2 separate regions of the Homo sapiens genome follow, and region 1 is linked to region 2. A link is an interaction called in ENCODE POLR2A ChIA-PET data of the cell type or tissue named here. Cell type or tissue: K562. All regions are shown on one strand. Links, peaks and the distances in the headings refer to the core of each region. The heading gives the core; the rest is flanking DNA. Region 1 overlaps NUSAP1 (nucleolar and spindle associated protein 1). Region 2 has its middle 6.8 kb from the start of RTF1.

What was found. Peaks named below come from ENCODE experiments on the same cell type or tissue, not always from the same donor. Only the 100,000 strongest peaks of a DNase experiment are listed, where the experiment ranks them.
Region 1: POLR2A ChIA-PET joins it to region 2 with 5 read pairs; 18 of 35 experiments call an interaction of 5 or more read pairs at or near these places.

The regions. Positions count from the first base shown.
Region 1 is chr15:41,342,784-41,347,174 of GRCh38, reverse strand. All of the region lies in intron 2 of NUSAP1 (nucleolar and spindle associated protein 1), which reads right to left. Among named protein-coding and RNA genes, the nearest start is that of NUSAP1, 12 kb to the right of the region's middle. In K562, for the core only: no CTCF peak of the experiment used is centred there; no DNase peak of the experiment used is centred there.
Region 2 is chr15:41,408,117-41,412,507 of GRCh38, reverse strand. No RefSeq gene overlaps it. Among named protein-coding and RNA genes, the nearest start is that of RTF1, 6.8 kb to the left of the region's middle. In K562, for the core only: no CTCF peak of the experiment used is centred there; a DNase peak (open chromatin) is centred at 2,647.

The sequences.
Region 1 (4,391 bases), core at 161-4,160, 65 kb after region 2:
TTTGAGACAGAGTCTAGTTCTGTTGCCCAGGCTGGAGTGCAGTGCTATAATCTCGGCTCACTGCAATCTCCGCCTCCCAGGCTCAAGCAATTCTCCTGCCTCAGCCTTATGACTAGCTGGGATTACAGGTACATGCCACCATGCCCAGCTAATTTTTGTATTTTAGTAGAGACGGGATTTCACCATTTTGGCCAGGCTGGTCTCGAACTCCTGACCTCAGCTGATCCACCCACCTTGACCTCCCAAAGTGGTGGGATTACAGGCGTGAGCCACTGTGCCTGGCCATACATCAGTATTTATTTATTTATTTATTTATTTATTTATTTATTTATTTATTTATTTATTTTTGAGACGGGGTCTGGCTCTGTTGCCCAGGATGGAGTGCAATAGCACAATCTTGGCTCATTGCAACTTCTGGCTCCTGAGTTCAAGCGATTCTCCTGCCTCAGCCTCCCGAGTAGCTGGGACTACAGGTGCGTGCCACCACACCCGGCTAATTTTTGTATTTTTAGTAAAGATGGGGTTTCACCATTTTGGCCAGGATGGTTTTGATCTCTTGACCTCGTGATCCACCCACCTCGGCCTCCCAAAGTGCTGGGATTACAGGCCTGAGCCACCGCACCCAGCCATCCGTATTTTTAAAAAGTTCCCCAGCCTAGGCAACATAATGAGACCCCAGTCTCTACAAAAAAAATTTCTTAAAAAGTAACAAGGTGTAGTGAGTGTGCCTGCAGTTCCAGCTACTTATGAGGCTGAAGTGGGAGGACTGCTTGAGGTCAAGCCAAAAGCAAGCCATGATTATGCCACTGCACTCCAGCCTGGGTGATAGAGTGAGACCCCATCTCAAAAATAAATAATTAAGAAAAAATATATAAAAAAATATAAAATATATCTGTTGGGAATGAAAGAATAAAGCTTAAAGAATAGAAGGACTGGCTGGGTGTGGTGGCTCACGCCTATAATCCCAGGACTTTGGGAGGCCAAGGTGGGCACATCACTTGAGGTCAGGAGTTCAAGACCAGTCTGGCCAACATGGTAAAACCTCCACTCTACTAAAAACACAAAAATTAGCTGGGCATGGTGGTGTGCATCTGTAATCCCAGTTACTCAGGGCAAGACTCCATCTCAAAAAAAAAAAGAATAAAAGGCCTTAACCAGAGGTAAAATATTACAGAAGTGGAATAGTTCCAAGTGTTGTAAGGTCTAGGATATGCCCAGAGAAGTAGACGGTTGATAAAGAGCAAAAACAAAGATCACTAGCATTAAGGGACAAGGAGGCCACAGTAGTAAGAAGAGACATCCAGATGGACCTTTGAACTTGTCCAAAATAAGATGAAGACATGAGGAAATGATGACAATGAGACAGAGAACACTAGAGAGTAACTAGGAGCTCAGCAGATGGGAGATTAAAATAGGTAAGCATATGCGGTGGCTCACCCCTGGAATCCCAGCACTTTGGGAGGCCGAGGTGGGAGGATCACCTGAGGTTGGGAGTTTGAGACCAGCCTGACAAACATGTGAAACCCCGTCTCTACTAAAAATACACAATTATCCGGGTGTGGTGGCGCATGCCTGTAATCCCAGCTACTCAGGAGGCTGAGGCAGGAGAATCGCTTTAACTCAGGAGGTGGAGGTTGCGGTGAGCCGAGATCGTGTCATTGCACTCCAGCCTGGGCAGCAAGAGTGAAACTCAGAAAAAAAAAAAAGAAAGAAAAAAATAGGTGATCATAAATTTCAAAGGAGAAGAGATTTTTTTTCCCTTTATCTTTGGCCTTTTCAAGATGAGCTAAAAAAGGAGCAGGGGTTTTTACATGAGAATAGAAAAATGTGGATCCCACTTTCCAACTCCCTGATAGTCACGGAGAAGAAAGTAAAAGAGGAGAAACTGGCAGAGCGTCTGTAATCCCAGCACTTTGGGAGGCAGAGGTAGGCAAACTACTTGAGCCCAGGAGTTTGAGACCAGCCCGGGCAATATTGTGAAACCCCGTCTCTACTAAAAATACAAAAAATAGCCAGGAATGGTGATACAAGGCTGTAGTCCCAGCTACTCAGGGGAGTGAGGCAAGAGGATCACTTGAGCCTGGGGGGTCCAGGCTGCAGTGAGCCCTGATTGTACCACTGCACTCCAGCCTGGGTTAGAGTGAGACCCTGTCTCAAAAAAAAGTAAGAGAAATTGTTTCCATGTATTAGGTTGGTGCAAAAATAAGTGCGGTGGTTTTTTTTTCTTTTTTTCGGAGACGGAGTCTCATTCTGTTGCCTAGGCTGGAATGCAGCGGCGTAATCTTGGCTCACTGCGACATCTGAATCCCAGGTTCAAATAATTCTCCTGCCTCATCCTCTTGAGTAGCTGGGAGTACAGCTGTGTGCATCCATGCTCGGCTAATTTTTGTATTTTTAGTAGAGACGGTGTTTTGCCATGTTAGCCAGGCTGGTCTTGAACTCCTGACCTCAGGTGATCCACCCGCCTTGGCCTTCCGAAGTGCTGGTATTACAGACGTGAGCCACTGTGCCCAGCCTGGTTTTTGTCATTTTTTTTTGAGACGGAGTCTCGCTTTGTCGCCCAGGCTGGAGTGCAGTGGCATGATCTCGGCTCACTGCAAGCTCCGCCTCCTGGGTTCACTCCATTCTCCTGCCTCAGCTTCCCTAGTAGCTGGGACAACAGGCGCCCACCACCACGCCTGGTTAGTTTTTTGTATTTTTAGTAGAGACAGGGTTTCACCGTGTTAGCCAGGATGGTCTTGATCTCTTGACCTCATAATCCACCCGCCTCAGCCTCCCAAAGTGCTGGGATTACAGGTGTGAGCCACCGCGCCTGGCCTGGTTTTTGTCATTTTTTAAAGTAATGGCAAAAACCACAATTACATTTGCACCAACCTAGAAGCAGTACCTTTGAGTTACACATGTTGCTGGAATATAAAGAGACAATTTTTAGTTGTTGTTTCTTTTTTTTTTTTTTTTTTTGAGATGGAGTCTCATTCTGTCTCCCAGGGTGGAGTGCAATGGTTTGATCTCTGCTCACTACATCTGCCTCACGGATTCAAGTGATTCTCCTGCCTCAGCCTCCTGAGTAACTGGGACTGCAGGTGTACACCACCATGCCCAGCTAATTTTTGTATTTTAGTAGAGATGGGGTTTCACCATGTTGGCCAGGCTGGTCTCAAACTCCTGACCTCAAGTGATCCACCCACCTCGGCTTACCAAAGTGCTGGGATTACAGGTGTGAGCCACTGCGCCTGGCCTATAATTTTAATTTCAAATGGCACTACAATCATGTACCCTTAACCATAAAAAAGAAATTGATATAGAAACTTTTAAAGCTAGAATTCAAAAATAGTTCTTGTCTATTTTCAGTTAATTAAAGCCTGGAATCAAAAATAAATTTGACGCCAGGTGCGGTGGCTCACACCTGTAATCCCAGCACTTTGGGAGGCTGAGGCAGGTAGATCAACTGAGGTCAGGAGTTTGAGACCAGCCTGGCCAACATGGTGAAACCCCATCTCTACTAAAAATACAAGAAAATGGGCCGGGCATGGTGGCTCACCCCTGTAATCCCAGCACTTTGGGAGGCCGAGGTGGTGGGATCACCCGAGGTCGGGAGTTTGAGACCAGCCTGACCAACATGGAGAAACCCTGTGTCTACTAAAAATACAAAATTAGCTGGGTGTGGTGGTGCATGCCTGTAATCCCAGCTACTCAGGAGGCTGAGGCAGGAGAATTGCTTGACCCCAGGAGATGGAGGTTGCAGTGAGCTGAGAACACACCACTGCACTCCAGCCTGGATGACAGCAAGATTCTGTCTCAACAACTACAACAACAAAAAGAATAAAAGAATCTTGGCTCTAATGGGGCACTCATTCATCCGTTTAGGAGTCATGCCTTATCAAAAATCTTTGCTGTGGGTCTGAAGCGGCCATGACAACTCCCATCAGCCATCAGCAGTGTTTTATAGCTTACAAGTCACTTTCACAATCCCTACTTCATGTGATGCTCACAACACTCAGTTCAGCAGAACAGATATTATTTCCATTTTAAAGAAGAGGAGTTTGAGTTTTCTAATGTTGCAGAGAAATAAATGAGAGCTGGTACTTGACCAAGGTGTTTCTGATTTCAAATCCAGTTCCCTCTCTACTTAAATCATGCCATCTCTCGTAGTACTTGGCAACTAGTACTCAGCCTTTGTATCTGTGTAAAAACATGTTATTCAACAGATTACTTGGCGCAAAACAGTTTCACCATTCACAACAGCAGATAGTTAATCTGAAAGGATTCAGTCCTTGGCACTATTACCAATAATGATCTCTTTTTTAATAAACAGCATATCTTTTTTTTTGTTTTTTGAACGGAGTCTTGCTCTGTCACCCAGGCTGGAGTACAGTGGCGCGATCCTGGCT
Region 2 (4,391 bases), core at 327-4,326:
TGCTTGGGAGTTTAAGCTTATTGGAGCTCCGGCTACTCTGATGATTATCCTCAGGCTCAGCTTTCCTTGACCTCTTACTGTAGGTATTGAAAGTCTCTTTATTTATTGTATTTATTTTTATTTATTTATTTATTTTTTATTTTTTATTTTTTGAGGCAGTTTTGCTCTTGTTGCCCAGGCTGGAGTGCAATGGCACGATCTCGGCTCACCACAACCTCTGCCTCCCAGGTTCAAGAAATTCTCCTGCCTCGGCCTCCCGAGTAGCTGGGATGACAGGCATGTGCCACTACACCCCGCTAATTTTGTATTTTTAGTAGAGATGGGATTTCTCCATGTTGGTCAGGCTGGTCTTAAACTCCTGACCTCAGGTGATCCACCCGCCTCAGCCTCCCAAAGTGCTGGGATTACAGGCGTGAGCCACCATGCCTGGCCAATTGTATTTATTTTTATTTTTTAAAGACAGGGTCTTGCTCTGTCCCCCAGACTGGAGTACAATGGCACCGTCATGGCTCACTGCAGCCTCAACCTCCTAGGCTCAAGCAGTCCTCCCACCTCAGCCTCCCGAGTAGCTGAGACTACAGCGCACCACCACACTCAGCTAATTTTTGTATTTTTTTTGCAGAGACAGGGTCTCCCTGTGTTGCCCAGGCTGGTCTCGAACTCGTGGCTCAAGCAGTCCTCCCACCTCAACATCCCAAAGTGTTTGGATTACAGACGTGAGCCCCTGTGCCTGGATTTAAATAATGTACTTTTTTTTTTTTTTAAATAATGTACTATTATGGTTTTTGTTTTGTTTTGTTTGAAACAGAGTCTTGTTCCATTGCCCGGGCTGGAATACAGTGACAGGATCATGGCTCACAGAGCAGCTGGGACAACAGGCACTCCACCATGCCCGGCTAATTTTTAAATATTTCTGTAGAGACAAGGTCTCACCATGGTGCCTACATTGGTCTTGAGCTCCTGGGCTTAAGTGATCCTCTTGCCTTGGAATTCCAAAGTGCTGGGATTAAAGACATGAGCCAACATGCCCAGCCAAATTTATTTTTTAGAATACAAAATAAGAAATCCAAATCCAGAAGTATATAAAATAAAAAGGAGGTCCTCACCCTCATCCCTCTTCTCTCCCAATCTCATTCTCCAGGAAAAACTCCTATGACTAGTTTAGTATGTATTGTTCCAGACCTCTTAGGGAATACATGTAAACACACCCCAAAACAGGATCATGCAACATGTGTTATCCTATAATGTGGTTTCTCCCTGCAGCGTTAGACTGGTTTGAGTGCCACGCCAAGGTGGCACCAGGGAGTGTCAGAAAATGCTTTGTATATCCATGAGGTAATGTCTACCACCAGAGGCCTGAGTTCCATGACTAAAATACACATGGTGAGTATATATTAAATGGGAATCCTTGGCTTCTTTGTATTTAATTGTTTCCTCCTGGTAAGTGAGAACTAATTTTTTTTTCCTATGCAAGTGTCCATCATCTCAAAGTTTTGTTTTGTTTTGAGACTGAGTCTCACTCTGTCACTCAGGCTGCAATGCAGTGGCACAATCACAGCTCACTGCAGCCTCAACCTCCCAGGCCCCAGCGATCTCCCAACTCAGCCTCCCAAGTAGCTGGGACCAGAGAAATGCACCACCACACCTGGCTAATTTTTCTTTATTTTTGTAGAGATGAGGTCTCCATATGTTGCCCAGGCTGATCCCAAACTCCTGAGCTTAAGTGATCCTCCCACCTTGGCCTCCCAAAGTGTTGGGCAGGCATGAACCACTGTGCTGAGCTGGGAACTAATTTTAAGATGCTGTAAGGTCAGCCCTCTCTCTGGCCTCTCTCAGGATAGCTCTGTAGTTCATAACCTTTTGTTCCTACCTCAGCACATGTAACAGAGGCTGTCTTTTATTGGATATACACATATCCTGAAGTGTACACTGTACTCAAAAACAGCTTTCAGAAAAGCATATCACAATACCAAGGAGTGAAAGGGATGTTACCATAGGAACAATCTTATATCTTTAAAGTTATTTGTATTTTTGTGTTAATTAATTTGTATTATTATTATATTTTTAGAAATGGGGTTCTGCTCTGTCACCCAGGCTAGATTTGAACTCCTGGGCTCAAGCTATCCTCCTACCTCAGCTAAAATTATTATTATTATTATTTATTTATTTATTTTTGAGAAGGAGTCTTGCTCTGTCGCCCAGGCTGGAATGCAGTGGCGCAATCTCCGCTCACTGCAAGCTCTGCCCCGCTGGGTTCACGCCACTCTCCTGCCTCAGCCTCCCGAGTAGCTGGGACTACAGGCACCCACCACCATGCCCGGCTAATTTTTTTGTATTTTTAGTAGAGACAGGGTTTCACCGTGTTGGCCAGGATGGTCTCAATCTCTTGACCTCGTGAACCACCTGCCTTGGTCTCCCAAAGTGCTGGGATTACAGGGGTGAGCCACCGCGCCCGGCCAGAATCTGCATTTTTAACAGATGCCTAGAGTGATTTCCTTGTAAGTTATGAGAGGGACTCATTTTGAAAAACACTGGACACAGAGAGAGAAGCCTAAAAATCATGTAAAGAGTTCAGGATCAGAGATTCTTTTCTGTCTCTACATTTCCTGAAAAAGTCTGCATGCATGTGATAACAAGGTATTTCAAAAGCCTAAGCTAGGGTGACCTCAGAGAATGACTTGGCAAGATGCAAAATGCAGAAGAAAGTAGCCTTCTATAAATCAGTGATAAATTCCTCTATCAATATAGAGGAGTTTTCAGAAGGTCCCAAATCATTGATCTACTCAATTTACAAATATTTATTAAGCGCCTACTTTGTTGCAGGCATGGATGAGCATTCCCTTCTGTCTAAAGCTCCTTCTATGTCCTATGTTTTGTTACTTCTGTTTCTCAGAAGCATCACTCTATTGATTATTGTTATTGCTCTTATTTTCTGTGCCTTCAGTCTCTCTCAGCTGGCTCCTTTTTTTTTTTTTTTTTTTTTTTTTGAGACAGAGTCTCACTCTGTTGCCCAGGCTGGAGTGCAGTGGCAGGATCCCAGCTCACTGCAACCTTCGCCTCCCAGGTTCAAGCGATTCTCCTGCCTCAGCCTCCTGAGTAGCTGGGATTACAGGTGCCCTGGCTCCTTTTTAACATATCTCTTTCATATAAAAAGAAAAAATGTGGGCCGGGCAAGGTGGTTTATGCCTGTAATCCCAGCACTTTGGGAGGCCAAGGCAGGCGGATCACCTGAGGTCGGGAGTTCGAGACCAGCCTGACCAACATGGAGAAACCCCGTCTCTAATAAAAATACAAAATTAACCGGGCGTGGTGGTGCATGCCTGTAATCCCAGCTACTCAGAGGCTGAGGCAGGAGAATCGTTTGAACCCGGGAGGCAGAGGTTGCGGTGAGCTGAGATTGTGCCATTGCACTCCAGCCTGGGCGACAAAAGCGAAACTCCATCTCAAAAAAAAATAAAATAAAATAAAAATAAAAAAAAGTAAAAATGTCAGTCGGGCGCGGTGGCTCACACCTGTAATCCCAGCACTTTGGGAGACCGGGCGGGTGGATCACAAGGTCAAGAGATCGAGACCATCCTGACCAACATGGTGCAACCCCGTCTCTACTAAAACTACAAAAATTAGCCAGGCATGGTGGCACGTGCCTGTAATCCCAGCTGCTCAAGAGGCTGAGGCAGGAGAATCACTTGAACCTGGGAGGCGGCGGTTGCAGTGAGCGGAAATCACACCACTGCACTCCAGCCTGGGTGACAGCGAGACTCCGTCTCAAGAAAAATAAAATATATATTTAAAAAAAAATAAGCCTCTTGCATGCTGACTTCATGTTCTGTTTTCTTCCTCCACAGCCGTATCAGTTAGGATGCCTTTGGCTACAAGTAACAGAAAACTCAACACAAGCTAGTTTAAACAACATAATCTTGGCTCACGTGACTGAAAAGTCCAGAAGCAGGTCTGGCCTCAGGGAATGCCTGATTCAGCAGCACAGATGGTGTCAGAAGTCTGGCTTCTTTCTGTTCTTGGCTCTGCCTTAATCCTTGGTGTCCCAACTCACCCACAGGCAGGCAGCTCTAGGTTCTGTCCACATGGTTACAAAATAGCTCTCACTACATTACCCAGAGGAAGACAGAGGTCTCTTCCAGTAGCCTCCAAGGAAGAAGGAAGAAGCTGCTTGTTCCCAGAGGTCACTGGCCCTCCCTGGCACTACCTGAGTTAATTGTCAACTTCTGAGCCAATCCCTGGGGCCGGAGAGGTGAGATATGCTGATTGGATAAAACCAGTTAGTACAACCCTTAAGGATGGATTTAGAGTCAATCCCACCCAAATCAAGCGATTCTCCTGCCTCAGCCTCCCAAGTAGCTGGGATTACACACATGCGCCCCCATGCCCGGCTA